Regions from separate parts of the Homo sapiens genome. Here region 1 is linked to region 2. A link is a contact called in ENCODE Hi-C or POLR2A ChIA-PET data. All regions are on one chromosome and are shown on one strand. The core of a region is the stretch at or near the end of the contact, and the rest is flanking DNA. Distances in the headings are between cores, read along the strand shown.

Region 1 (3,295 bases), core at 792-3,291, 200 kb before region 2:
TCCATAAACCCAAAGGGCATATTTAAAATTATACCTAAAAAGACAAATAGGGAAATGTGATGAAAACGAACTTAAACATCTGCAATTAACTTACTTAACGTGGCACCTTAGTTCAAAATGAAAAAAAAAAATCGACTATTTAACATAATGTGTCATAAAACTGCAATTCAACCACTTGAAAAACTGCTGAACACTTATATACCTTAAACTGGTCCTTCTGATCCCTAATTATAGATTGATATCAATGTAGAAAGAAAACCAGGCATTTTAACGTTAAGTGGTTGAAAATGTTGAAAATTAACCCCACTGTTCATCGGAAAGTATATGAGAGCAAGCCTAAACTACCTGAATTATATGTCATTAAACAAATGCATCCACTTCCCAGAGCCTTTTTTTTAACAAAATAAGTTCAGATATACCCTTAAACGCAACGCGCTAGGCTACAGACAGAATTAGGAGACCGCCTCCTGCTTTTGCTCCTAACCAATACGCAGAGAGAGAAGGTTGGCAGAAAAGTGCTGCGAGGACAGTAACAAACACCAGCAGCTCCCGAGCAGGCCCTGCTAGAGCCAGGAATGACGCACTTCGGTAACCCGACTCTTTCTCCCCTCCACCCCCGCCCCCAGCAGCGGTGCTGACACCGCCAACAGCCCGGAGTAGGAAAAAAGACAACAGAAAAAAAGGCAGAGGTTGGACCGCACTAGGTTTCATCAAGAAACCTCGATGATTCCTCTTTCGACACTAACCACTAGGACTAAACAGGAAAAGAAGCTTCGTGCTTAAGCAAGTCCCATCATGGTGGTTTAAGAGTCACTAAATTAAGCTGATAATGAGTCCAATCCACAGAGACAAATACAGGGTGTGGCTGCTGCGAAATACGGCGGTCCGTGGGAGAAAAGGGGTATGGAATTTACACTCCAGTGTGAAGGGAAGATGGGGCTTTATGGTGGGAGAAGGGGGTGGCCCGCGCATTTTAAGGAACCATTGCAAACCAACACAAGCGCCTCGTTTACTTTAAATCTAACCTTACAGATCAAAAGTTTCCAATAGATATATCATGTAAACTGTAAATTACCATTTAATCCAACACCATGGCCCTCAATTTAAAAACTACATCCAAGAGAAAGAAGGAGGGAGAGGGAAGAGGGGTGGTAGGCAACAACATAAAAAACATTCTAGGCCACGGAAGAGAAAGTCTCACAAACCGGATGAAACTACTAATACAATATTAAAAATTAAAGCCGAGCACTGAAGCACGAAAATCACACGATAACCCATTACAGTTAAGGATTAAAAATAAAATGACATATGCACCAAGGGGGAGCGGAAACTAAATGTCGAAAGTACAGCGGTTTATAAAAAACTAAAGGCAAAACAAGACATTCTCGCGACGGGGGGAAAAAAAGGCCGAAATCAACAATACGTTCACAATTCTAGGCCAAAAGAAAATGGGAACGGGGCTCAAAGTTTTGCGGAACTACTTGATGCTGTTTCCCACACCTTCTCTCTCCCACGGCCCATCCGACCCTTTTCGTCCCAAAATCGCCGTCCGCAGATCTCCGGATCCAGGGGAGAAGAAAAAAGAAAGTCGACCCCGAGCAAGAATAAAAGTGTGGAGTGAAAACGCACAGGCTGCCTACCTGGGGCAAGGATCAGCTCAGTTCGTGCCTTGAGAAAGACAGTGCGGGTGGGGGTGGGAATGAAAAGCAGCACTAAAACTAAAACAAAAGTGGCGCCAAAACCCCCCAACAAACAGCCTTCCACTCCCGCCCTTCCCCCCTCCGCCCATGCCAGGCAGGCAGGGCCCCCTTCGGGGCAAGGTCTGCGCGCGGGGGCCAACACCGCCAGACCCCAGCCAATTTAGAAAATTGTTGCCCGAAGAAAACTGACCGAAGTCGGGCCTCGGAAGGGATGGAGAGATCGATGCCAATCGCCTTCCCCAGCAGTTCCCCCACCACGCGCTGGAGATGATGGGGCGGGGGAGAAGCAGAGGGGCCCGTCACATGAATGTTGTTCCCTCTCTAGGAAGGGAGGAAGAGAGGGAGGGAGGGGGGAGGGAGGGAAGGGAGGAGGGGAAGGGAGAAGGGAGGGGGCACGAGGGAGGGGTGTGATCAGAGTAGATTTTCCCTCGCCTCCCTCGGTCCGAGGCCCAAATATACACAACTGAGCCTCCTTTCTCCCCTCCCCCCTAGGTTCCCAGCACCACCATTTTGCTCTCTGCCTTCCCCTCACCGCGACACCGCGCTCTCCCCCACCCCAACCACAGCCTCCCGGCTTTCCTCCCCCGACTACGGCTCGCACCCCACCCCACCTCCAGTTCGGGCTCTCCTAGGCTTAGGAGCCTGCCGGAGAAAAGGAACCTAAATCTACTGCTACACAGAGAAGCGGAGCCTCCATCTTGCGCTGCTCCGCGTTCTCCATTTTGGGCCACCCATGGGGGGGGGGGGTCTCCGTAGAGGCCCCGAGGGAGAGTTGGGCGAGGGAAGGAAGAGAAAATCTTCAGCGAGGGTAGTCGAAAAGAAGAGCCCTGCGGTAGAAAGCCACTCTAGGAGTAGGAGGTAGGGAGGAAGGGGGGCTGGAAGTTCCTTGGAAGTGTTGGGGTAGCGACTTGGGGGGAGAAGGGAGAAAGGAGGGCGGGGGGCGCCGCGGGGGCGAGAAAGATCCTCCCGCCTGGACTCTGCCCCCCGTTCCATGGCTGCCCCCCATGGGGGCGAAGAAAGCAGAGGGGAAATTCAATGGCAACAGAGTGCCCAACCTCTTTCCCTCCCAACTCCTCTCTCTCGCCCTGTTTCAATCATACACACCTCACGGTGGGCCAAGCGCCCTCCGGGTGCCCCTCCAAACTTCTAGAAGCTTCGCCTCCGCCATTTTATAACTTACCTCCCCCCTCAGCGTACACAGAGGCAGCAACGAGACTGTTCGCCTCCCCCACTCCTCCTTCTTTCTCAGGCCGGGGGCTTCTTCACCCCTGGGCTGGTACAAGATATTTTTCCCCTTCCTCTTCTTTACACCCTCGAATTCTACTCAGGGACGGAAGCTCCCGCGGTTCTAGAGCGGTGGGGGGTTTTGAAAGTGGCGGTCGGATCCGGCGGGGTTTTTTTTCTTTTTTTTTTTTTTTTTTTTTTTTTTTTTTTTTTTTTTTTTGGTGGCGCTTCGGGATTGTTTGGGGTGTTCGCTCTTCGGCGACTTGGAGGCGAATGGAACGCGCAGGCGCCATCTGTCGGCCACGAACCCGCGCCCGGCTCCCGTTGGGAGGGAGCGGCATCTAGCGGCAGAGAGTTGCCACTGCAACGCC
Region 2 (3,217 bases), core at 514-3,013:
GCTGATGGCAGTAACAGCTAACCAAACTCCTTGAAGCTGGACAGTGAGAGCCTTCATGAAGTGGGATCTGAGTAATGCCTCTCTGTTTCTATCACAAAAATAAACAAAAATGCGTAGAGCCAAAACCCAAAAGCTGGCTTTTAAAAAAGTAAATTCAACCTATTAATGCTTCCACCGTTTTGTGTCTCTGTGCAATTTGCAAAATTGTTCAAGTGGAATACATGTGCACAAATTTTCAAAGAGTGGATATTTAGGATCTATTAAATTATATATTAGGCAAAAAACAAGTAGCATTTAAAGGGCTGCCTGCCATGGTGGGAACTGTAAATCAACATATTTTCATGCTGGCCTTTCTTCCACTGCCCTAAACGAGGAAGAAATTTGTAATCAATTCATATTTTAAAAGGGCTACTCCTGCTAGAAAACAAGAGAACATTCTATTAGTTTGAGGTTTGAGTGTCCCCCAAGATCAAAATCAGCGTAAGCCACCGTGCCTGGCTTGATAGTCAATATATTTCTAAGTCTCTCCTAAAGATTGAGCAGAGTAACTGTCCAGAACTTTTGACCTCAATGGCAGAAATAGAAGAAACTGCACTGTCCGAAATGGTGGTTGTTATTGAGCACCTGGAATGCAGCGAAGCTAATCTGATTGGAAATGTGTTGTAAGTGTAAACAGACAAGATTTCAAAGACTTAGAATGCAAAAAAAAAAGTAAAATATCTCATATTTTTCATATTAATTGATTATGATCTATTTTGGATATATAATATTAAATCTATTACGATTTGGCCGAGCACGGTGGCTCACGCCTGTAATCCCAACACTTTGGGAGGCTGAGGTGGGTGGATCACCTGAGGTCAGGAGTTTGAGACCAGCCTGACCAACATGGTGAAACCCCGTCTCTACTAAAAATACAAAAATTAGCCAGGTGTGGTGGCATGCACCTGTAGTCCCAGCTTCTCAGGAGGCTGAGACAGGAGAATTGCTTGAACCCAGGAGGCAGAGGTTGCAGTGAGCTGAGACCGTGCCACTGCACAACAGCCTGGGCCACAGAACGAGACTTAATAATAATAATAAATCTATTAAGATTTATTTTACCTGTTTAACTTTTTCTAATGTAGCTACAAGAGCATTCAAAATGACACTCATAGCTCACATTTTTGGCTCATGTTATCTTTCTATTGGATAGTGCTGCACTAGCTACGTATTGTAGAGTTTCCTGTATTCCTCTTCTTTTGACTCACTGAAAGTTCCAACCAGTACAGAAATGGTGGTAAGCTCATCCTTATGGTTCTCCATGGCTTTAACAATATAAGGCCAATGTATGTCATACTGTGTTCAATTTTTGATTCTCCATACATCTTTTGCTCAATAGGGAGGTCATACAGAGGTGTCCTGTGTCTATCCATACCAGAAAGTGCACATCGACAGGGAACACATGATGGGAAGGCCATAAGCACCAGCAACAAAAAGACCCATGGAGTGCGATAATGGCTCTAGAATCTTTTTGTTAACCGACCCTGTGAAAGTCGCCCTTCTAGCTGTGCTTTCAGTTGAGGTCCTGAGACTGACTACCACTGTGTACAGCCTGATCACTCGATTGGCCATCTGGTGCAGGAGGATGAACCGAGTGGCGGCGGCGGCGGCGGCGGCGGCGGCGGCGGCGGAAGAAGCGGCTCCAAGAGGAACCAGGCACCGCGAGCCCAGCGCGGGAGGAGGAGAGGGGGGAGGCGGAGACAAAGGAGGATAAGATGACATCCGGGGCGGCGACGTCGGAAGATGGGGCCCGGAAAACTCTAGGTCCCGCCCTAGGAATTCTCCTTGGCAGGGCTGAGTCCGCTGAGCCGCCTCCGCCGCTCCTTTCCTTCGGCTCACACTGGCTTCATCTGCCGACTCTCAACTAACCCAGTTTTCTACCCTGGACTGGACCCTCCCACCCAGCCCCTAAAGCAGGTGTTTTTTGGCTTTTTTTTTTTTTTGAAACGACTAATAAAATAGACAAACTGTCAGCTAGCCTAAGGTAGGAAGAAAAAAACAAAAAAGAAGGAAAGAAGGGGAAAGGAGGGAAAAATATTAGTAATGAGCAAGTCGATAAAAACACAGCCATATGATAAAAATTTTAAGAAACTATTGTGGGTAACAAATGTGAATATGTAGAAGAAATGACTGGTTTCCTAGCAAACTATAAACTACCAAAATTGACCCAAGAAGTAGAGAACCTGAAAAGAGCAATAACCACAGAAGAGAATGGAGAGTCACCAGGTCTAGTTGGGTTTTAGCTAAGTTTTAGCTAACCTTTTTTTTTTTTTTTTTTAATGCTTTGATTAGAAAAAAAAAAAATAGAGACTATGTTCCTCAGGCTGGTCTTGAACTTCTGAGCTCAAGTGACCCTCCCACCTCGGCCTCTCAAAGTGCTGGGATTACAGGTGTGAGCCGCTGCTCCTGGCCAATTTTAGCTAACCTTTAAAGAACAAATAACTTCAATGTTATCTAGTCCATTCTAGATAGTGTTTTTCAAAATATCTGCAGTGAAGAACAAGTTTTTTAAAACTTAGAATTATTGTGGACATATACTTCTGCCATTTCTTTCTTTTCCTTTTTTTTTTGAGACGGAGTCTCGCTCTGTCACCCAGGCTGGAGTGTGGTGGCACGATCATAGCTCACGGCAACCTTTGCTTCCTGGGTTCAAGCGATTCTCATGCCTCAGCCCCCTGAGAAGCTGGGACTACAGGTGCGCCACCACACCCGGCTAATTTCTGTATTTTTAGTAGAGACAGGGTTTCGCCATGTTTGCCAGGCTGGTCTCTAACTCCTGGCCTCTGTCCACCTTGGCCTCCCAAACTGCTGAGATTACAGGCATGAGGAACCGTGCCTGGACTACTTTTGCCAATTTTAATTTAAAAGACTAGAAAAATTAAATAATACGCAGACATAAAGTGCAAGGCCAATTTTCAAATTTTTAGAATAATCAGAAATAAAATTAAATTTTCTTAAAAAATAATCAAAATAGTCCGGGCGCTGTGGCTCATGCCTGTAAATCCCAGCACTTTGGGAGGCCTAGGTGGGCGGATCACGAGGTCAGGAGATTGAGACCATCCTGGCCAACATGGTGAAACCCTGTCTCTACTAAAAATACAAAAAATAGCTGGGCATGGTGGCCCGAGCCTGTAGTCCCAGCTACTCAGGAGGCTGAGGGAGGAGAATCACCTGAACCCGG

What was found. A loop is a pair of places that touch in the nucleus more often than their neighbours do. ChIA-PET counts read pairs that join two places held with the same protein, here RNA polymerase II (POLR2A). Pooled maps may share reads with other maps.
Region 1: a pooled map shows a loop between it and region 2 (9-fold over the local background). The contact joins the promoter of STAG2 here to the enhancer-like site in region 2. A Hi-C loop is called at or near these places in 7 of 50 pooled maps. POLR2A ChIA-PET finds 5 or more read pairs at or near these places in 7 of 52 experiments (A549, Caco-2, GM12878 and 4 more).

The regions. Positions count from the first base shown.
Region 1 is chrX:123,960,452-123,963,746 of GRCh38, reverse strand. It overlaps STAG2 (STAG2 cohesin complex component), which reads right to left and starts at 2,041. Exons shown (of 35, transcript NM_001042750.2): 1 at 1,891-2,041. It overlaps STAG2-AS1 (STAG2 antisense RNA 1), which reads left to right and starts at 2,406. Exons shown (of 2, transcript NR_130770.1): 1 at 2,406-2,558. RefSeq lists enhancers at 534-793, 884-983, 2,412-2,461, 3,160-3,295 and a silencer at 1,952-2,091.
Region 2 is chrX:123,763,682-123,766,898 of GRCh38, reverse strand. It overlaps the pseudogene MEMO1P4. Among named protein-coding and RNA genes, the nearest start is that of THOC2, 32 kb to the right of the region's middle. Within about 2 kb of position 1,763, at least 20 of the 41 ENCODE cell types and tissues checked have a DNase peak (open chromatin) inside an H3K27ac peak, as active enhancers do; they include HCT116 and OCI-LY7, where a contact is called at or near this core.